Regions from separate parts of the Mus musculus genome. Here region 2 is linked to region 1. A link is a loop called in an ENCODE intact Hi-C map of the cell type or tissue named here. Cell type or tissue: gastrocnemius. All regions are shown on one strand. Each heading gives the region's core, and the rest is flanking DNA. Links, peaks and the distances in the headings are about the cores only. Region 1 has its middle 53 kb from the start of Gm36617. Region 2 has its middle 23 kb from the start of Mtss1.

What was found. Peaks named below come from ENCODE experiments on the same cell type or tissue, not always from the same donor. Only the 100,000 strongest peaks of a DNase experiment are listed, where the experiment ranks them.
Region 2: a loop joins it to region 1, with 3.0 times the contacts of the local background. A loop is called at or near these places in 2 of 42 quality-filtered maps.

Annotation. Positions count from the first base shown.
Region 1 is chr15:59,187,291-59,199,057 of GRCm38, forward strand. No RefSeq gene overlaps it. Among named protein-coding and RNA genes, the nearest start is that of Gm36617, 53 kb to the right of the region's middle. In gastrocnemius, for the core only: a CTCF peak has its summit at 7,316; DNase peaks (open chromatin) are centred at 6,870, 7,415 and 7,972; H3K27ac peaks cover 1,174 bases.
Region 2 is chr15:59,099,158-59,110,924 of GRCm38, forward strand. No RefSeq gene overlaps it. Among named protein-coding and RNA genes, the nearest start is that of Mtss1, 23 kb to the left of the region's middle. In gastrocnemius, for the core only: no CTCF peak of the experiment used is centred there; a DNase peak (open chromatin) is centred at 5,407; H3K27ac peaks cover 287 bases.

The DNA.
Region 1 (11,767 bases), core at 6,095-8,594:
CTTCCCAGGAATGTCATTCATCAGTGGATGATCCATCCATTGTGTTACAGTCCTCCTGAGACAGCCGTTCTCCCAAAGCCCGTTTGAGGGCAAGCAAGCTCTTAACATACAAGCCTTTACTAAGGGGCAGGACACCCTTCTTCTGCACTGGTCAGGAGACAGCGAGCTGCTGGTTTTGAAGGATAGTTTTTTCCAAGGTAGATAATGACAAGGAGAAGCCCGTCGAGAACTGAGGGGCCAGGGTAATATGAAGAACACAGAATCATGTCCCCTGAAGTCTAGGGATTTCTTCCCTGGAGAATAGAAAGCACTAAAGGGTCCAGGAAGGCCCTTCCCACACGTGGTGCAGAGAACTGAACAGATTCAAATAGAAGTTCTGGTCACATCCTGTGTGTGGCCGTGGCCAAGACACTGAATTACTCTGAACAGCTTTTGGTATCTCTAGCATGTAGCCAATGGTTGTTGACATGTCTGTCTCTTCTTCATTTCCTGCTTCAGGCCACGAGGGTGTGGGGTGTAGCTTTGTACTCTGTTGGGAATGGAGTACAGGGAGTGGACTCATTGCTCTTCTTGGAATTCAAGCCCAGGCTGGACAGCCCGCTGCTCTGTCCTCCTCTTCTGGGGACTGTGACATGCTAAGTATACTATAGACATTTTTCCTCATTTGTTCCCCTTGGCAATCTTAAGAAGCAAGTGCTATGACACCCATTTGAAGATGGGGAAACTGAGGCTCAGCAACATCAGATGACTAGTAAGTGGTAGTGCCGGCCTTTGGGTTCCAAAGCTGGTCCTGTGTGCAAGGCAATGGGGTGCAGAAGGCAAGAGTGGAGTCAGGCAAATGCTAGGAGAAGCTGGAGACCCTAATTCAGAGCTCCAAGGTCTCTTATTTCTTTCAGAACGCACACACAGTTCCCTCCCTGTGTAGCCTCACACCTGTCTCTTAGCCCCCTGCAGACTCTGGCTCATCATGCCAGCTTCTAGCTTCTGCATGTCTACGAGGAACAAGACAGTGAGGAGGCCTCAGTGCTCCCCAAATACCATCTATGGTTGATCCTCACAGTGGGGCCTCAGGCAGCCAGCATTGTGCAAACAAGAAAATCGGGCCCTGGAATCCTTTCTTTTCCGGAGAATTTACAGGCAAGACAAAGAGAGCCATTATCCTTGCCATTACAGCGGCTGCTGCCCAGGCCTGTGGCCCAGGTGTCACATGCTGCCCCCATCTCTCAGCCTGCTTTCTTCCTTTGTCTGTAGAAACACAGAACTTGGCCTCTGCTCTCTTCCCTGACACCATTCAACCCCCCTCTGGGCTTTGGCCCCTGGCTACTGCTGTTCTGAAGTGAACTTGAATCCTGGTAGACTTGGACAGGCCCCAGCCAGCTGCAGGGTGATGGACTATGTTGGGCTCTGGAATGCTGCTGTCTCTGGTTCTAGTTCTGTAACCAAATTCAGACCGTAGCCCTATGGACTGGAGCCTGGCAGACTAAGCAGACACCACTGTGCTCTGGCGGGCCATTCTGTTGCCTACAGAACACCATGTGAGTTCTTAGCTGCGTCTGCCTTCTGCAAGCATTACATTGCTAATGGACAGTGAAAGGGAACCAGTCCTGAGTGTGTCTTGGTGGTGGTGCCCACCCTGGTCTGTTCGCTCATGGTTTCATCTTGTCACCTTTTTCAATGCCTGTGATCCACTCAAACTTCCAGCCTGCATTGCTCGCCGTTCCCTCTGCCCCTCCCTAATCCTTTGGCAACAAACAAATAAAAATAAACAAGCAAAACCAAAACCAACTCAACAAAATAAAAGAGAGAAGGTTTTGTTTTAGTTCTGTGTCAGGAAAAGTGTGGCAGCACGGGGATGGGGTGGAGGGGGAGGTAGGGTGGGGATGGGGGAGTGGGGGAGGGCAGCTCCAGGTGTGGTGTCAGGAGAGAGAATGAGGCAGCTGGCCACACCTTGTCAGGAAGCAGAAGAGGTAAACGATGGTGTTACAGAAATATAACTCCGGGGTTCACTTTCGCAGTCCCACGTCAAGGTGTACCCCGTCAAAAATCATGCCATGCAACAGATCTGGTTTAAAAGACGTTTACTGGGGGAGGAGAGAGAAGTGAGGACCTGGGGAAGGGATAGACACAGACAAGTGGACATGCAGACAGGCAGACAGACAGGGAGCATGAGAGCATAGTGACAGAGTATGCAGAGAGACGGGGTGGAGGGGACAGAGAGGGAACATGGAGGCCATAGTGAGAGCTGCTGTGGCAGCGTGTGCTTTCATCCCCCTCACGCACCTGGCGCACCTGGCCTCGGGGCAGGTGATAGCAGAGGATGACGCAGGTGATGGCTAGGTCTCTGAGAGCAGCAGAGAAACTGTCTGTGCAGTGACAGCTGGCGCTTGCCTGTCCTTATACATCTTACTCAGTTAAGACCGCAGCCATGAGATGACGTTGTCAAGGGTGGGTCTTAAGCTCTCAGTTTACCCTCTCTGGAAATGCCCTTCATGGACGTACCTAGAAGCCCACGTCCTGGGTAATCCTAAGTACAGCATCACGGGCTCCAATTGGGCCATTGCTTCCGAAGCACTGGTCACCCAGGGTGGCCTCTGTTCCTTCAGCCGTCATGGACCACTGGTGACGGATTGGGTAAGAAGTGGGCTGCCTGTGCTCTCGCTTTAAGACACACAAGCATGGACAAGTTGTCTAACCTCTTTAGGCCTCACCTTTCTAGCCTCAAAAGTGAGAAGAATTGAAACAATTCGAAATCACACTTAAGGTGAATAAACTGCTTCGGGCAGAACAGATGACCCTTCTGTGGAGGTGGTGGTCCCCATCATTCATAAAACGTTTATCAAATGGCCTCTCTGTCTTGTCATCTCCACCAAGCTGGGAAGCACAAAGAACAAGAGAGATTCAGTGACCACGCAGGGGTGTGTGTGTGTGTGTGTGTGTGTGTGTGTGTGTACACAAACATGTCTGCCAGTCCTTGAAACCCCTGCAATGCAGGCTCTGGGGAAAATAGATTCCTGAGCCCCACAATCAAACCCAGAGAGAAGAGAGTCCTGGTGAGGCTCTTGCATCGGGAGGGGGGGGGAGAGAGAGAGAGAGAGAGAGAGAGAGAGAGAGAGAGAGAGAGAGAGAGAGAGAGAGCTGCATTCTGCAAAAGGTTGAATTAAGGTATGGGTTTTTTTTTGTGGGTCTCTCACATCTGGCCCTGGAGGCAGATGGGTAGAGAGCATAGCTTATAGGGAGAATGTTGATGTCCACTTTCTTTAGCTTCATCTCTCCAGGCTCATTCCTCTCAGCATACAAGCATGCAGGAATATCTTCTATCTTGAGCAAAAATCGGAAACGCTTCCTTAAGCCCACACCCACCTCTGTCTACTTCTTTTTCCTAACACATCCTTTCCAGAGATTGACTCAGTCCCAACCCCACACCTCCTTCCTGCCACATTCTCCACCATATCCTCCAATATGTTTCCCTCCCCACTAAACTACCGAGGTCAAAGTGTCCGGTGACCTCAGCCTTATGCAGGCCATTGGGGAGTTTTCACCCATCTTACACAGGCCTGGCTAGTGCCCAGGCAGCTGCTGTCTTTCTTCTTGTATTGCTTTCCTATCGCTATTGAGAAAGAACATTGTAAATCAGTGGTTTAAACAGCAGAGGTTTCTTGTTTTCCAGTTCTGTAGTTTAGAAATTGGAGATTGGAACACGGGCATGGGAAGGTTCCTCTCTGAGGCTCTGAGATAGCATTTCCTAGCCTTCTGTACGTTCTAGAAGCCTCCAGAGGCTGACCACATCTCCTGGTCCATAGTCCCCAGCTTCCATGGTCAAAATTTGATCATGTTAAATTTAAGGTACTAAATGAGAAAATGTCACACCAGACCCCCATAAATATGTATCATTCTGCATTCATTTAAAAATTGGAAATCTAATAAAAGGTAAAAGGAGATAGAAACACTCACTATCCAGTTTGGTCACTGCACACTGTAGACTAGGTAGAATTATAAAATGGTACTTCACAATTTTACAATTTCGAGGATACTTTTAAAAAGGAAAGAACAGTGGGGCCTGTACTGTGACTGGGTAGCACAGTGGAGCTGACTCTGGCTTGAGTGTGGGTGTGGGTGGCATTGGGTGGCCCAGCTGCACAGAGCAATTTGCTCTGGTGGTATAAACAAGGGAAAGTTGTCGGGCTGACCTGCTCAGCTACCACCCAGGCTCAGATCCAGGGCTCTGAATCGGTCCACCCCCAAATCTATATCATCAGTGAATGGTTAGGATGCAAGAAATGGCCAGTCCTGCTGTTCCAAAGCTGCAAAATTTCTATGACACAGGGCAACAACAGGATAACTAAAGAAAGTCTGAATGAAGATCCAATACTGATGGTGTAGTGGCAGTTTTGGAATTTTGGTTTCTTAAAAAACAACAACAGGAGCTGGAGAGGTGGCTCAGTGGTTAAGAGCACTGACTGTTCTTCCAGAGGTCCTGAGTTCAATTTCCAGCAATCACATGGTGGCTCACAACCATCTGAGATTTGACACCCTCTTTTGATCCAAAGACAGCTACAGTTGTACTTATATAAACAAACAAACAAACAAACAAATAAATATTTAACAACAACAACAACAAACAAAACAGAAATATTATAAGGATGTGTCTTTGTTTTAATCCCAAGTATGGGATATGGTGCTGCTTCAGCCTGTCCTCAGTGGTTGACTGTGATTTAGCTTGTGCTCTAGCAGAGATGTACTTTTGCCAGCTACAGGTAGTTTCTGCAATTAGGTGGGGTTGGTAGTTGGTTGTTCAGGGAGGCTGTTTGTGGTTTGTTAGTACCTGTGGTCAAAGAAGAAACAAGAAGAAAGAAATTAGATTCAGGGGTCTCTCTCTCTCTCTCTCTCTCTCTCCCCATCTATCCTTCTTTCTCTCCTATCTAGTGACAGGTGGTGAAACCTTGGTGGGGGATAAAGTGTGGGAAAAAGAAAAACCTACAAAGTAGCAAAGCCCAGATACAGCTGGTGTCATAGAATCCAGAGATCTCAAACTAGACAATGACTCATTGCAATGAACTTCTGCAAGTGAAGATGTGTGGACAGAGGGATACAATGTGGGACACACTAGGATACACTGCAGCTTCCACAATGAGATGTCTTCTAGGCTTTATTGTTGTTGGTGTTGGTGTTGGTGTTGGTGGTGGTGGTGGTGGTGGTGGTGGTGGTGGTGGTGTGTGTGTGTGTGTGTGTGTGTTTTATTTTGCAGGGAAGGTTGCAAGCAAGGGCAAAGGCTGAATATGAGGGGATGGGAAGATGAAGGGATGAGCCTAGGGTGCATGATGTGAAACTCACACACACACACACAAACCTAATAAAAAGTAAAAAGAGAGAGGGGGAGGGGGGACATCTGAATAGCTGAAAGGCAGCGTCTGATTTCTGTGGATATTCTGTAGTTGTTTCTCCTTTGGCTTCAGCCACGGAAGTCTTCTGTTTTTTAGCTCCACTCAGATGGTTCCCAGTCTCTCCAACATAGGATCCTCAGCTATAAGCACACCTGCAGCATCTCGTTGCCAGGCAAGGGTAAAAGGATTGTACGTGACATTTTGACTCTTAGGGTCAAACAGAGCAATATAGGTGTGTGGGGGGGGGGCTGGTGAGATGGCTCCGTGGTTAAGACCACTTCCTGCTCTTCCAGGGGATCCAGGCTTAGTTCCCAATATTGTTCGCAGCTATCTGTAACTCCAGAGTTTTTTTCCATAGGATCTGACTCTGTCTTTTGGCCTCCACAGGTACACATGGTGCACATAAATGAAGCAAAACACACATGCACATAAAATAAAATAAATCTAAAAGCAGAGTATTTTATTAAGATGTGGGTATTTCTATCCTCTTTAACCTTCCACTTAATTTTCTTTTTTCTTTTTAATGAATGCAGAATTGTGCATATTTATGGGCTACAGTGTAGCATTTCTCCATTTAGCACCTTAAATTTAACATCATTAAAACTTGACTGAATTTTTTAAAAAAGAATTTACTGTATTAGTTATGTGATGTTGGAGTTTGCACATATCACAGCACAAGTTGAAGGAAAGAACCAACTTTCAAAAGATGTCTTCTGATCCCCACAGAACATGTTGGTCCTGGGGATCAAACTTAGGTCGTGCAACAGCCTTACTGCCGAGCCATCTCGCCAGCCCCAGCTCTCAATCCTATCCACATGCCTTCCCCTCCCTTCTCCTCCTCATCCCAGGAGGAACCGTCCCCACTTGATTGGGCTTAAAAGTCTTGGAGTCATCCTTTAGAAAGTGCATTTTCTTACACTTCCGGCTTAGCAGCGAGAGGTTCCACAGCCCGTGTCTGCCAAGCATATCGCTTGTTCTACCCGCTTGCCACCCTGCTCCAAGCCATTCTCATTTGTCTTGGATGACAGCAACAAGCTCTGTCTAAGCTCCGGTTTATCCTTATCCGTGCCTACTCCCTCATCCCTCTTCCCAGCACTCCTTAAAACTTTCAAGTGGAATCGTGGCACCCCCTTTCCGGGCCTGGCTCCTTCGGTAGGAGCATTCTCCACATCTTTGATTCCTTTGGTGAGAGCACTCTCCATATTGTTGACTCCTTCAGTGGGAGCACTCTCCACATCTTTGACTCCTTCAGTGGGAGCACTCTCCACATCTTTGACTCCTTCGGTGGGAGCACTCTCCACATCTTTGACTCCTTCGGTGGGAGCACTCTCCACATCTTTGAATATGACATGCAGTCTCTTTGGCTTTGTTCAGAACTCTGGGTGTCAAAGCCTTGAGTACCAGCACGGCCTCGTCCCCTGCACTGGACCCTCCCGGCTGCTTATGCTCCTCAGACCTTGCAGCCCCTTCAGATGTGAGGTTTCCACACCACTGTCATCCCCCTCAGAAGGGTCTTTTCCCAGACACCAATATGGCTGCTTGCCTCTGCCGGCCTCTGCTCAAATGTCACTTCTATATCATTGTTCTTGTGTTATATGTATTTCTTACTTGTCTGTTGTCTATCTTCCCAACTAGAGTATAGTCTCCACAGAGTCGGGACTTTTGTATCTGGTCACCTGACATGAGTGTGGCCTGTAGGAGGCACCCCATATTTGTTTATCCTCAGAATAAATGAATGACTGAATGAATGACTGAAAGCAAGAGGCTGCCTATTGGGAGAAATAAATCAGCTGGGGAAGTGGGGAGGAATCCCTGTCAAGAGGGGAGGACTCCCTGTCAAGAACAAGCTGAGAGCCAGAGACTGAAGCCGGGGCCTCGGAGGAAGACTGTCTCCATGACAACCTAGGCCAAAGGCCGTGGCTACTCTAGGGAAAGGGCCAGCCTGGCGGCGCCTGTGGGGACAACATGGCAAGCAGCAAGTCCGTGCCCAGCCTGGCATCCAGCTCAGACACCGGGACACTTTCCCTGGCCTCCACCTCATTGCTCTGGCCTTGGCAGACCCAGCAGATGGGCACTCTGCAGGGCCCTGGAATCAGCACAGCCGGCTCCTCGTGCGCTGGAGGACAACCCTCTGTCTGGCCTAGGCTCCAGATCCAGGAAATCCTAGATTGTGAAGCTCCAAGGTGGCTCACCTCGTGGAAAGCAACCCAGCCAAACGGGGTGCTGCTGGCAGGAGTGACAAAGGGAGACTCAGCAGCCACCGGCTCCTTGGTAGACTTGAAATTTTTCTGCCCTCTCCCTGAAGAGCCTCGCCAGTATCTCTGTGAGAAGAGGCCTGTTTATCCTTCTCTTTCCCATGTCAACTGAAGTGTAGAGAGGCCAGCAGCTTGTCCATAGCCCCACCATTAGAAAGTTCCAGAAATGTATTCTGATAGCTCCATCTCTCCTCCTGCCTCTTGTCCAGTACATGTCTCACTCCTGGGCCGAGGGTGGGTATCTGCTGTACTCTTCCCTCTGGCTGATCCAACTCTTCCTCCTCATCCAGTGTGTTCCATTGTGGGCCTTACCCTTTGGATGCTGATGATGACTCCATTCTCACAGCACCCCTGGGGAGGCAGTGTTGCTCCCATTCTTCAGGTGAGGAGGTGGAAAGATACCAAGTTAGGGAGGAGCAGAGGAGGCATAGAAACCAAGCCCATGGGACTCTGAAACTCTAAACTCTTGCTCTATGCCATGGGATCATGTCTGAGAGAGGCGTGGGAAGGGCGCTGTGGGACACAGATGAGGGAAGAACACATTAACTTCAGCAGTACTGAGTGGATGGGGTGGAGGGGTGGGAGGATGCAAGAGCAGAGGACACGAGAATGTTCCAGCAAAAGAGACAAAATTCCAAGCAATTCCCAGAAGCCCTCACTCACCCATCACCTGACTTCAAGTGCGTGGCACTTTCTGATTTCTTGGAAAACAGGAAAATTATCTTGTTGAAGTTCCTGTGTACCCATACCTCAGTAAATATTTGTTGAATATCAAAAATCGAACAAAGCATTTTGTCCTCGCCTCCCTGATTTTCCAGCAAGAAAGAAGTGTGTATTGAATGAGCCTACCTCGTCCCAGGTCCTACCCGCCTGAGAAGCATAGGTGCCAATTGCCTCCCACCAGCTTCTGTCTGACGTCCTTCCCAGCTGTGATACCGTGCAAGCCTTTCTTCTCCACAGAAGGCCTCTAGAGAACTTTCCAACTTTCCAGGCAGCGGCTGTGAAGCCACTGTAATAGTGTAATGGTGTAATAATGTCTCCCTCTCTGCTCCTCTCTGAAGCCTTCATTTCCTCCTCTCCCTGTGTCCTTGCTGGCTTCTTCCCTGTGCACAACTGTCCCTTAAACTATGATCCCGGCTTTTCCCAGACTCTGTCCCCGGACCTGAGGTACCCTTGTCCCTTAGTGCCATCCCCCACCTGTTCAGAGCCATGTGGGTGAGGGGACTTTCAGGAGAAGAAAAAGTTTGTTTTTTCTTCAAAACTAAAGAGTTCATTATTCTTTCCTATTTTGATTCTAAAAGCAGTCCGTTGGTGAGGGAAAAAAAAATTCTGTGAAGTCACATTGCTTCTATGTGAATGAGGCAAATCTCTAGCTCCTGCCTCAGTTTCTAAAGTGTGTCAAAGAGAAATGAGAATAAGCGCATCTTCTGTGCACAAGGATGTTTTTTATGTTCAGATCTGCTCAGCATAGCTTTGCCTACATCCCTGGTGAGGAGTTGGCTGCATATCCATCTACCCAGAGATACTGTTGATGATGCTCATTCATGCGTTAGACATGGTTTGATTTGCCACTGGAAAATAAACGCAGGATCATAGTGGGCACAATGGATGCTTCATGCTGGCCTCTCCTGCCTACCCTACTGAGGTGTTGGCTGCCAACTCTAACTCCCTGCCCACTAAGTTGGTCAGCAGGAGGCATCAGTAGCTGGGGTATGGGAGGAGCGTGAGGTAAGGGCGGTGGTTATTCCTCTAGTACCGTCTCTGTTGGCTTGCCAGGGCTGGCTGTGTCTCTTCTAAGGCTACAGTTCCCAGCAAGCTCTGTTTCCATCACTTGCCCTTCAGCCCCACAAGCAGTTACAGCTTTTGTCCATTGCTCTTGGGCAATGCTCTTCGGGAGTCCTTGCTGCCTTTCCTAACTCTGCCCACACCCATAATTCCCGATTTAAACCTTCCTCAGGTACCTAGCTGAATGTCTCACCCTCCTCTTTTAGACAGGGTCTCATGTATCCCAGGCTGGCTTACATTTTGCTTTGGTGACCAAGGTGACCTTGAACTTCTGGCCCTCCTGAGTGCTAGAATGTAAATATGCACCACCACAGGCAGTTTATGATGCCGGGGCTTCATGCACGCAAGGCAAGCACTCTACCACCTGAGCTACCTCTCCAGGCCCCGTTCCGTCTACCTCTTTCCAAGGCCATAATTTTAGGTAAATTAAATCCATCTGTATGTACAATAAGAAAAGATGTTTGCACAAATGTGACTGTCTCAGAGCCTTAGCATTTTATGTCTTTTTTTTCCCCCTGAAAATTTTAAGCTTTTAAAATAATAAGTGGGCACATCTTAGTAAAAAAACACAACAGTTGCTGTGAAGGTCAGATAAGGGGTGGATATAAATGGTGCTTTGGGTCGCAGTGAGTGGGTCCAGGGTGGGGGTGGGGGTGGTGTCAAGGATGTTCACACTGAGACCTGACTCCTCATTTTCTTCAGTTATGGGGTGGCTGCCCTCTAGAGTGAATGTAAAAGTACCATCCCCCACACTGGATCTGTTCATCTCAGAGCACCTGAGTACACAGTCAAGTTCATACCTGCTCTTTCCCATCTCCCACGTTAGCAATTCCAGTCTCCGTACACCCTGCCTTGTCTCCATCCCTGTGTATCCAGTTCCAGAGAGGACCCAGGAAAAGCCAGGGCTATGAGCTTGCAGAGAAACTGCCCTGTTGGTCTCATGGGTCAGTGTCTGTGCCAAATGAAAGGGAAGGCTTCCAAAGGAATGCCTTTTTCTTTTACTTTTTTTTCTGTTTTGAACTTGGCAATGAATTAATCATTGTTTATCGGGGCAGTGCGATCCTTGCTCCCAGCAATGGTGCTAAGACTTAAATCACAGCCCTTCGGGGGTGGGGAGATGTGGAAAGAGCTAGCATAGCTTAAAGCCCTGTTCCTCTAACACAGGAAAAAATCTCCCTGTTTTCAAGTGGCTGGGAGTGGACTCTGGGCTATTTATAACCTGCTGCTGAGCCGAGGCCTTTGTTTCTGCAGCTGGCCTGGGAGATAATCAGTGCAGTTTTTTTTTTTTCTTCTCTAGCCAGGTCTGCAAAACAGACCCCTTCCTCTGACAGTTCACCCCACCCCTTCCATCCAGAGCCTCTGAGCCTACCCTCCCTTGCTTGGCTTCAGTTTCCAAGAAAGTAAAGGGTGTGCTTACAAGCAGAGAGGCCAGTGTATCTCACTCAGCTCAGAGGGGAACACGAAGGCTTGTGACCTGTTGGCAGATGGATCTGTCTAAAATAGGCCTGGGGAATGTCCACATAATTTGGCACAAAGGGCCCTTAGGAGCTATGGGGAAGGGGCACATACCACAGGCTCCATTGCTTCTCTCAGAAGTTGCTCTGGGTAGAAGAACAGGGTCCCAGAAAGGGCAAATTCTAAAGGCTCCTCACATTGGATGTCTTGGCAGGAGAGGAGCAGAGGCCAAGGTTCTCATGTGAGGCGCCAATTACACGAGTCTCAGCCTTGTCTCTTCCCCACAAGGTGGTGACCACAGGCAGTCTCCTTCACAGCTCAGGACCTGCTCCTTATGTATATAATAGGGGTCTAAACTCATGGTGTCTCCTCACTTTTAAATCTTTACTTATGAGTGTGTGGATATGCACACACCTGTGTGTATGCCAATGGAGCGCAGAAGAGGCTGTTAGAGTACCCTGGACCTGCGGTTAGAAGCAGCTCTGAGTCACTTGACATAGGTGCTAAGAATGGAACTCCAGACTTCTGGAAGAGCAGCAAATGCTCTTAACTACTGAACCATCTTCCCCATAGAAACAGAACTTATCTTACAGATATACACCCAATAATGGTTAGAGTGGAGTTGGGGATGGTTGAGGCAGTAAGCCTACCCATTTAGTATCTTCTTGCTTGACCTAATAGGTGACTGGTGACCAGGAACCTAGGATTTCTGAGAGTTTAATCCTAGAGACTCAATGGCTTGGACATTCTAAGATTTGAAACTCATTCATTCTTCACATAAATATTGAGGGAACCCATACCATGGATCAGACTGGCCTGGGCACTGGACATTAAAAGATGAGTAAGAAAACCAATTCCTTGCCTCCTGGGTCTTTCAATCTAACCAGAGAG
Region 2 (11,767 bases), core at 4,123-6,622, 90 kb before region 1:
TTGGTTTTGTTTCTCTGGATAACTTCAACACAGATATTTTTCTGTCTGCCCTCTCTACCTGCCCACCCTATCTCCATTTGAGATTCAGAAAAGCCTTGCCAAATAACCATCCCATCCCCGCCCCCTAACTTGCTAAATATAGTTCTAGTATTTAACATTAGAGGAAGCCAACCATCCACTGGTTTATTCTGCTTCCACTATGGGGCCTATTAGGTGAGCCAAGCCAATAATAATTATGAAGGCTCTGTGGAAACATCAGGGTATTTTAAATGTTAATGATGGTGAAGGCAAATATATATGTAAATAGAGCTATAACCGTGTATAGGTGGTCTATACAGGGACGAGATAAAACGGAAATGCTTACACTGAGATGACAAATGTATTTTCTCCTTTACATAACAGTCACATACAGACAGACCATCTCCTGTGCGCCAGGCACGGCTCTAATCACTGCAAAGAAGCAATTGTGAAATTAGTTTTTCTCTTTCAAGACCCGCTGGCTAGCCACCAGGAGAGCTATGATCAAGAGGACAGGCAGTAATACATATTGACAAAGGTGCTGGGTAAGAAGCTGGAGTGCCTGTGTGTTCGAGGGAAGAACAAAAGTGTCACAGCCTTTGGAAAACAGCATGGCACTCTCTCAAAGGGCTGAGCACAGAATGACAACTGTGTGATGTCCTAAAGTGCTCCGTGCTCAGTTCATTGTGGTTCTAGCCAGTAACCGCACCATTAATGGTAGATATGCACCAAATTAATTATCCATGACAGTTATTCCAGTAGACAACATAAGCAGCCCTAATGTTTCATCTATGTCCCCAAAGAACTGGACACACAGAAGTTCACACATGGATATATATATATATATATATATATATATATATTGTAGTGGCTATTCCTGGTTGTCAACTTGACAATATTTGGAATGAACTACAATTCGGAATTGGAAGGCTCACCAGTGACCCTTATCTGGAGGCTTGGAGATCCTTATCTGGATCTTGGTTTGAAGATCTTAAGCCATAGTGGCTATGGATTCCAGAAGATTGAATCTCCGAGTTTAAGGAACACACCTTTAATCTGGGCTACGCCTTTCATCTGGGATTAAAGGTGTGGTGGGACACACCTTTAATCTGGGCTACACCTTCTGCTGGAGACAATATAAGGACATTGGAAGAAGGGAGTCTAGCTCGAGCTCTTGCTCCTTCGCCTGCTTGCTGCGTGAGACTGAGTAACTGCTAGATCCTTGGACTTCCATTCACAGCTGCGACTGAACAATTGTTGGGAATTGGGCTGCCGACTGTAAGTCATCAATAAATTCCTTTATTATCTAGAGACTATCCATAAGTTCTGTGACTCTAGAGAACCCTGACTAATACATATATATATATATATCTCAGCGTTATTTGTAATAGCTAAAAATGTCCACCAGTTGACAAATGAATGAACAAACTATTAGTTGCCTACAGCAGAATATAATTCAGCCATTAAATGAACTAAACATTACTTCCTGCTACTACCTAGATCAATCCTGAAAACATTCTACTATAAGAAGAGGAGCCAAACACCAAATGCCAGGTGGACTATGCCTCCCTTTATATGAATTGTCCAGAAAAGGCAAATCTAGAGGCAGAAAGCAGCTTCATAATTCCTTAGAGCAGGCTGAGATGTTAGAGTTGCAGGGGGGGGGGCAATAGGGAATGACTGCTGATGGACACTCTTCTTGAGGAAGTATAAAAATACTCTTGAGTTTGATGGTGACAGTTGCAGGACTCAGTGACTACAGACTATCGAAGTGTCCTCTGTAGAAGGGTGGTAAATTACATGGCAATAAAGCTGCTATTAAACATTACCTAATGCTGTTGTCATGTTGCCTCTGTAAATAAAATGCGTGATTAATGTTTTCTTTTATAAGCGGTCCGCCCTTTTGTTGAGGGGGTCATGTCTGGTTCCTTTAAAGGCAGTGACATGCCTTCAGTTTACTTCAGGAAGATTCTGAGGAGACTGTCTCAGCAGTTGCTTGGTGCAAACAAGAAACACACCAACAGAAAGAGAATCTCAGCCACCTCGCCTGAGCTAAACTGTAAGACCGTGGTGAACTTCATCTTACTTCACGCATCCCTGACCACACCCACGAGGAAGTAAACAATTGGAACTGAGGGATTCATTTACCAGTTAGCTTTTCACCACAGAACAGCTGAAGCAACAACTTAAAAGGAAAAAAGACTAACTTCAGCTCATAGTTTTAGAGATCTCAGTCTCTGCCTGTGGTAAGGTAAAAACATCATGGCGGAAGGACATGTCAAAGGAGACCTGCTCATCTCATGGTGGAGCAAGTAAGGAGGCAGGAACTGGGCACAGCCCTCAGAGTACCACACACCCGCTGGAAGGCTTCCTCCAGTGAGGCTGTGGCGGGGCATCCACAGAGAAGACTGCTCAGACGCATGTTTAAGCCAATAGAAAGAAATATTAGAGCCGGGCAGTGGTGGCGCACGCCTTTAATCCCAGCACTTGGGAGGCAGAGGCAGGCAGATTTCTGAGTTCGAGGCCAGCCTGGTCAACAGAGTGAGTTCCAGGACAGCCAAGGCTACACAGAGAAACCCTGTCTTGAAAACCAAAAAAAAAAAAAAAAAAAAAAAAAAACAACAAACAAACAAACAAAAAACAAACAAACAAACAAACAAACAAAAAACTAGCCAGCTGGTGGTTACATTGGGTGTTTGGAATCCCAGTGTAGTTCCAAGCCTTCGCAGGATGAGCTTTTAAGCACAAAACCCATACCCTGGGCTGACATGTTTCAGTTAGCAAGAATGGTTAGCCAAAAAACAGAACTACAAAAGCCAAAAAGCAAGGTTAGTACACTTAGAGACTTTCTTAGAACTAAGACTTTGGTTCTTTGCTTTAGTTTTGGCAGGTGGTGCTGTCTACATGCTGAGTTCTGTGGCCTGAGTGGTACTTCCATCGTGGACTCAGTTGTGCTAAGGAAGGTCTGCGGGCCTGTTACAAGGTGCCACCTCCAGCTTTCTACTGCCTCCCCAATAAAGCCAACCAGATTGTGAATCCATCAATGAATGGTGCAACCCACTGATGTAAGAGACCTTGCGATCATATCACTCCCCCTAAGTCCCATCTCTTTACATGAGTGGGGACTCTTAACACATGAGCCTTTTGGAGAGAGACTTTATAACCAAAGCATAACAGCTAACAAATGTGCACAGTAGACTGAGCTAGAGATTAGGCAAGAGTAGCCACAAGAATGGCTAATGTTTTTTGAGCATCCAGTCTTCATATGAAGCCTTAGATGTTTTGTTTTGTTTTGTTTTATCATGAAACACTTCTTGCCAGATTAAAAGAAGCCAAGTCATTTGCTGAAGGTCAGAAAGCTATGACGGCGGGGTGAAGGGCCTGCCTGTCTGTTCCACTGCAGATCCTGCTGGCCTGTTGCTTCTGCGAGCCCTGTTCTCCTTGGCTGAGTAAAAGGCACTGATGTGTTTGAGTGGCACGTTGCTTTATATTTGGGTTTGTGCCCCAATGGAGTTGTGTTTCCAGTAGATTCCAATGGGCCTAGGGAAAGAGGCTAGATCAGGACCTAGGGCCTGGGTCCAAGTCCAAATAAAGCTGCAGCTCTGGCCTTCTCAGCAGTTTTGTTGACACAGCTCTGTCCTTCCTGTCCCAATGACAGCATTACTAGTTCAGGGCTGCAGTAAGAACAGAACCCACCACCATGATGGAAAAAACTCAGCAGCTAATCTCTGTCCTGGTGTGTCCCTATAGTTCTTATGTGCCTTTGTCTAACCCATGAGGTCAGATGCCATCAGTCCCCACTGTCCACAGACGAGGGAACTGAAATCGTGAGTCATTTGTCCAACCTTATCATGGTGTAATGGATCCAGGACTCTACCCTTTCAGTCGAGAGTCTGGGCCGCTGCAGACTGAGGCCAATGGCATCATTTGTGTAGGGACACAACCATGGGCACTTTGTCACACTGAATCCTGTAGCTTGCCTTGATGTCTCTCTTACAGTGCCACCCAACAGAGGCTCTACATTAGTGGTTCTCAGCCTTCCTAATGCTGCGACCTTTTAATCCAGTTCCTCGTGTTGTGGTGAAACCCAACCATAAAATCATTTTCATTGCTACTTCATAACTGTAATTTTGCTACTGCTATTCATTGTAATGTAAATATCTGATTTTCTGATGGTCTTAGGCAACCCCTGTAGAAGGGTCAGTCTACCTTCAAAGAGGACCCTCAGGTGGAGTGTTAGATGCTGCTCTTACTGATGACCCACTGATTGCTCTGATGGCTTCTGTCAACTCACTCAGGATCTGCTATAGACTCCCAAGCACTTGGGAATCTACTTGAATTTAGTCCCCTGGTTTCATTCACCCAGGGTCATGAGCTGAGAAAGGCTACATACAACACAGGGTTATCATTTACTCTGTTTCATCTGGCTTTTGTTCATTTCTGCCTGGTGCCTAATAGTGTTCTTAACTGGGTTTGGATGTGCTGTTAAATGAAAAGAGTGCTGTTCATTGGTTCGAGGAGAAGGAGGAGGAGGAGGAGAAGGAAGAAGAAGAAGAAGAGGAAGAGGAGGAGGAGGAGGAAGAAGAAGAAGAAGAAGAAGAAGAAGAAGAAGAAGAAGAAGAAGAAGAAGAAGAAGAAGAAGAAGAAGAAGAAGAAGAAGAAGAAGAAGAGAGCATATTTGTTTCTTGCCTCCACAGACCTAGATATGTAACAGGTTCTTCTTGTACTTCATTTGGGTTGCTTTTACTGATTATCCCAAATAAAGCTCCCTCCCCATAAAGGCTTCTCAACAGCCATCAAGCTTGTGTGGTCTTCACTTTTCTCTTCCTCTAGAGGTCACCCACTTCTCCCTGACATCATTTCCAGGAAACCCCTCCCCACCCCGCAGCAGTTCTAAGGAACCCAATTCATAGGCAGAAAACTGTGGGATCCAGTTCCACTGCCCTGCAGTTGCTTTTTGGGTCGTTCATTTTCCAGCTTGGCACTAATAGCTTCTGTAGAACTCTCCTGGGATGTGGGCTACTTTGTGTTTGTAAGCCATCTTTCCAGCATAGCCTATCAGGTTCCAAGTACCCTGTACTTTTCCCTTAAAGACAACTGATCAATCACATCAAGGCTTCACCCACCAGAAGGCGTGACCAACAGTGTCACCTTGAGAATGCCCTTGTGACTTGGGATGCTCATACAGGACTCCACTGAGGCTGACTGTGTGACGGGATGATTCTAGGGATTGTGGGGATTTTGACTGCTATCATTCTAAAGTGGGGTGGAATACGAAGTAGGAAATGCAATTGTTCAGGAACAGGCTAAGAAAAGAGGAAAGGAAGGAAGTGTTAAGGCTGAAGAGAGGAAGGTCTGCTCTCCTAGAGCAGTGGCTGGGCATCCGCCCAAAGCCCAGGTGGCCATTCTGTTGCATCATGGCTCTGGTTGGCAGCATGTGTAGGCAGAGAGAAGTTTCTAGAAGTGTAACTCAAGCTTCTATTTTGTAGCAGGCCATCGTCCACTATTTATCTCAGTTTCAAGAATTTGGGGAAGTATTTCTCTTTATCCCATGCCCTAGTTTGCTATCTATTGCTATGATAAAACATCACGACTAAAAGCAACTTCTGGAGCAAAGGATTTATTTGGCTTCCATGTTCCAGGTCCCAGTTCATCACTGATGGAAATCACAGCTGGAATTCACAGGGCAGGAACCTGGAGACAGGAACTGAGGCAGAGACTAAATGCTTACCGGCCTGCTCACAGTGGCTTTAATCTGATTTGAAAGAAAACAAAAACAAAAACAAAAACAAAAACCCAGGGTTACCCACTTGGGTTGGAACTGCCCACAGCAGATTGGGCCCTCTCTTATTCATCATCAGTGAAGAAAATGTCCCCACCGGCTTTGCCGATCTGGTGGAGAATTTTTCTCAACTGAAGTTTCCTTTCCCTAGATGGACCAGGAATTGTGTCAAGTTGATAAAAACAACAACAACCACAAGAGTTAATCAGGACACCCCAGAGAAGGAACCATCAGTTGATGTCTTTCTTTCTTTCTTTCTTTCTTTCTTTCTTTCTTTCTTTCTTTCTTTCTTTCTTTCTTTCTTTCTTTCTTTCTCTCTCTCTCTCTCTCTCTCTCTCTCTCTCTCTCTTCTTCTTCTTATTATTATTATTATTATTATTGTTGTTGTTATTATTTTACTTAGAAGGATGGTGAGTGACTTAAAAGCAGATCCACTGAAGCTCACAAAGGTGATTCAATGAGTCCTTGAATCCCAAGGACTCGTTGCATAACTTTGGCAAGCTTGAGTCCCAAGATCACATAGAGTTGAGCGGGAGCAGGAAAGATAGAGCGACTGAAATCTTAGGTGGGAAACAGGGCCCTTTCCCCTACTCCTTCTAAAGGGAGTGTTAACGGTCCTGATGTTGTGTGGGTTTCGCACATGGAATCACAGCCTCTCCATTTTCAAGATTACAAGCGTGTTAGCCCAGACAACAGTGTTCTACAACAGTGGCCCAGAGCGTGGTTACAGAAAGTTATTACTGGTTTATTATGTTCGTTGGAGAAACAACACTCCATGAATCCAGGTGACTTGGCCAATGGCATGCAACTAAGTGACATTCTTCAATTCCAAGTTTATTAGCCAGAGCTAAGCCTCTCAGTCTATTTCCCTCCAGGCTGAAAACGCAAGCAGACCAATGGCCAAAGCATTAGGGACTCCCTGCATTTCTTCATCTACTTCCTCTGAGGCTCTTGCTTATGGAATTCTCTCTGTTGCTGCCTCTTGGTGCCCAGTCACTAAAACCACTTTCAAATGACAATGTGGCACCCACCCTGGGAAGATGGAGTCTCTGTGACAGAAGACCTTGATGAGAGGGGATCCCCTGAGTCAGGAAGAGCAGACAATGGACGTGCTACAAGGAAGAAAGGGGACAGGCGACATGAGTCATCTTGCGTGCTTAACCACAAAGTGCCCGAGGAGGCCTCTGTGGTGTTTGTTTCCATGGCTCCCCACCCACCGGCAGTGTTCATTTCCTCAGGGGTAGTGTACACTCTAGGCATTCTTCTCAAACATTTGCCGAGTGTTTCCATGGCTGATGGACCGTTATGATGAGGCTCATCCACATAGAATAATGTAAACACACTCCCTGGGCAAGGACAAAATTTCACTTTTTTCTTACATCAAAGTCTATGGGTGGCCCTGTGGCAGACTCCTGTCGGGTCCATGGTGTAGCCAGGAATCTGGTTCCTGTGTTACCTTCTAGCCTATGTCTTGTTTCCCTGAAGTTCCCTTGTGGTTCAGGATGCCTACCAAAGGTTTGAATGAGAAATGTCCCCCCAAAAATCACAAATCTGAACACTTGGGTCTCCCATTGGTGGTGCTGTTTGGGAGAGGTTATAACATGTTTAGGACGTGGGTTCTTCACTGGGGGTGAAGTTGAGGTGTTGACAGTTGCAGTTGGCTGCAAAATAAGAGTCTGTTTCAAGCACACACACACACACACACACACAGACACACAGACACACACACACACACACACACACACACACACAGAGAGCAAAAAGTCAGGGTATTATGTGTTCATCCCACTAAATGTCACAGTCACCCATAAGTCTCCCTCAAAGATGGGCCCTCTGCTCTCTCCTAAACCCTGCTCTAATGAGGGGGTGGAGGGTACTGTCTCATGAGGCACCAGTGAGCTATCTGCTTCTGTCAGCAGCACCCGTATTCCTGAGGCCTTCAGCCCACGGAACCAGGATATGCAGTGGGTGGAGTGGAGTAGCAGGGCATGGAGGTCTAATCTCAAGCTTCATAATCAACAGATGACAGCAGGGGCTTTGGATGGACATTCCTGCCCACCCCTTCCTGTCTCACAGAATCCAGGTCGAATTGCATATCTTTGGCAAGCTTCATTTGTGCCCCTTAAAAAAAAAATGAGAAGAACATCAGCAGCCTGGCTAGGGGTTCTGGATCGCATCACCATTGTAGGCTGAGTGTCTATTTGCTGGGGACAGGGCCCTCCCTGTGCAGCACAGGGTGTTCAGCCTCTAAGGTGTCTACCTTGTAGCACCCACAGGTTTTGACAGCCTGAACTATCTCCAGACATTTTTTACATGTCCCTAGGTGAACTGAACCAATGAGCTAGTTAGTGGTAAGGACAAGGTGTGCGAGTTACATGATTGTTTAGTAGATGTAATAACTATTGTCCCACTCTTATTTATACTGTGAAAGCATCTATTCAAAGAAAGTGTAGCCTCCTTGAAGAGGAACAAGACCCTACAGGAACTATTTCTGACTCTAGTCTGGCAAAGGCAGCAAGGGAATTCTTTGTCACTATAAACAAGGTCTTCTGTGAACCCCACCTGTTGTGAAGGGTCGCAATGCTAGGAATGTCGGTTGGGACATTCTTAAGCAAGTTGTGTGTGTGTGTGTGGGGGGGAACATCTGTTGTTAGCTGCCCACTTCCTGTGACCTGATTTAGCTCTAGAAGGATTGCCTACCTTACTGCCAACCATGTGTTTTGCCTAACGCTGACCTCTGTGTTGGTGCTGGTGGTTAATCGCAAGAGTAAGATCCAATCACCTGGGGGAAGTCCTCCTGTCTGGTGACAGTGGCTAGTCAGGGAATGGCAACAGAGTATGAGCCAAAGCCTGCCTAGAAAACCCAAGGGTGTTTTCTCTGGTTAATGTAATAATGGAGTTGTTTGTCCCTCCAGACTTGAATGTGAGAAGTCATGAGATCTGGGCTGAGAGGTCAGATCTGAGACTAAGGCCCACATGTGATGGACCACAGAACTGAGCTGAGATAGAAACAGGATTTCTGATGGTTTCTCTGACCTTCAGCTATGGCTATGAAGCTCAACCTAGTTTCTGATAAATACCATTGTGTGCTTACACAGGGTGGGGAATGGGCTAGATTTTCTATTTTATGAAACCAGAGGATCTCACCCCAACCCCAAAAGCAAACTGTTCAGCTAGGTACAATGGAGCATGTCTGTAATCCCAACCCCGGGGAGGCAGAAACAGGAAGACCAAGAATCTGTAGCCATACCCAGCTCCACAGCTAACTTCCAGACCAACCAGGTCTACAGGAAACCCTGTCTCAAACAGATGCTCTACCATGTCTAGTTTTCTGTGGGTTGTGGGGACCAAACTCTGGTCCTCAGGTTGCAAAGCAAGTGCCTTACTCACTGAGCCGTCTCCTCAGCTTTCTTCATGTGCTTTCAGAAATAGATTTTGGAAACTGGTGGGATGAGTTGGTGTGTACTGCTCACAGCTTTACAGCCCGAGCCAGATCCTCAGGACCCACGTGGTTGAAAGAAACACCCAACTCCTCCAAGTTGTCCTCTGACCTGTGTTTGTACAAGGAGACGTGCAACTCCTACCCCTACTAAATAAACACTAAAAATGTTTTTAAAAAAACTAGGGGCTGGAGAGATGGTTCATCAGTCAGGAGTGCTGCTGCTCTTGCAGAGGAATCAGGATTCATTCCTATCATCCACATAGCGGCCCACAAAATCATCTGTAACCCTAGTTCCAGGGTATCTGAAGCCTCCAAGGCACTGCACACGTGTGGTGCATACATGAAGGCAAAACAAGCCATACATACAAAATTTTATATATATATATATATATATATAATATGATATTTGCATATATAAATATATAATTATATATAAATGTGTAGTTATATAATATATAAAAAATATATTTTCTATATTATATGTAATAACATATAATAACATACAATAACACATATTCTTACATATGTAATTTAACTTCTATAATATTATATTTTCATATAATAACATCTAATAACATTCTTATTCACATATAATATATAACATAACATAATTTTTATTATATAATATTATATGATATATATGGCATATTATTTATGTAATGATATAATAGTATGTATATTATATAGTATCTATAGACTTTAAAAATGAACTTTGGGTCATGAGATACTTTAGGCAACAGAGAACCCATTCCTAGATGGCTAAGGAGATAAAAGGAAGTCAGCAGCTGTTCTTGAGAACATCCCAAGGTCTCTTAGCCTGAAGGCTGGTCCTTGGCCCCACCTCTCTGTAGCTCTAGCTGCCACATTGTCCCCACTGCTTAAGTTCTGCCCTTAGGGTGGCTTTTCTGGTAGCCAAACCATGGCAAAGGTTCAGCCCTCAGGAACAGGTGGCACCCAGAGAAGATAGAAAGAAACTGGAGTGCTGGCCTTCACTGTGGTTAGGCCACATGGTCAGAGAAGAATCGCCCTGAAGCATAGCCAAATCCAGTGGCTGGAGGGGGGAAGTGGGGGTGAGAGCCAGAGCTCCAAGCTGGGACACAGAGGGGCGGGTGAATTGCAGCATGCTGGAAAGCTCCCTCACCACACACTGTAAAACAAAATAATATTAAATATTAAAAGATTTAAATATTACCAATTTATATATGTCACCTTCTAGTGACACCTTTTGCTTTCTTCCATTAGATAGCAGAGTTTCTTGTGTCTCCTTTAGGATTTTGCTTGTTTATTAGCAGCTGGGTGGCTGTTGTTGCAATAGCTTGTCTGGCGACCATTTTTATTCCTAGATAACTCGGGCAGGGAGCGAATCTTGGCACCTTTAATTTACACCACTATAGCCTTACGTTTACATTGTTTGTCTAATTGTTGTTTTGAGTGTGTCTAGAGAGTAGCTCAGGCTGGCCTTGAACTTGCCGTGTAGACAAGGATGACCTTGAGCTCTTCCCGCCTCCACCTGGAGAGCCTAGCCCTAGGGTTACAGTGGGCAAGTCCAGTTCTATTGCTTCAGTTCAATTCCATTTGTCTCCTCACAGAGGACAAAGGGAAGAGTTTCAGCCCTCAGGAGCAGGTGGCAGAATCTAAACTGTAATTTCCCTACTAGACCTGTCCTGGACAAAAGATTTACCTCCCCAAACCTCTGATTCCTCCTCCATAGGACGGGGTCCCAGGATTACCCACTAACGGAGAACACTGCCCTCCAAGTGTGGCAAACCATTACCACCCTAATCAGAACATCTGTGATTCCGTGCAGACCCTTTGGAATTGATGTTCCTTTGTAGAAGGAGGGCTGTGGCGGGCCATTAGGGCCTCACCTGAAGTTCCTGTCGTACTTTCCTAAGCCTCCCTCCCAGCTGCATATATAATTCTGCCCAAGCTATGCTTGCTTGCTTTTTCTTTCTTTCTTTCTTTCTTTCTTTCTTTCTTTCTTTCTTTCTTTCTTTCTTTCTTTCTTTCTTTCTTTCTTCCTTTCTTCCTTTCTTCCTTTCTTTCTTCCTTTCTTCCTTTCTTCCTTTCTTCCTTTCTTCCTTCCTTTCTTTCTTTCTTTCTTTCTTTCTTTCTTTCTTTCTTTTTCTTTCTTTCTCTTTTTCCTTCCTTCCTTCCTTCCTTCCTTCCTTCCTTCCTTCCTTCCTTCCTTCCTTATCTATTTATTATTTAGTATATGTAAGTACACTGTAGCTGACTTCAGATGCACCAGAAAAGGGCATCAGATCTCATTACGGGTGGTTGTGAGCCACCAGGTGGGTGCTGGGATTTGAACTCAGGACCTTCGGAAGAGCAGTCAGTACTCTTACCCGCTGAGCCATCTCACCAGCCCCTGCACACAGTCTTGATGGTACTAAAAGTACATAAAGCAATGTTTCTCAACCTGTGTGGTAGCATATGGGATATCTGATATTTATCTTACCATTCGTAACAGTAGCAAATTACAGCTAGGAAGTAGCGACAAAATAATGTTATGGTGGGGTCAC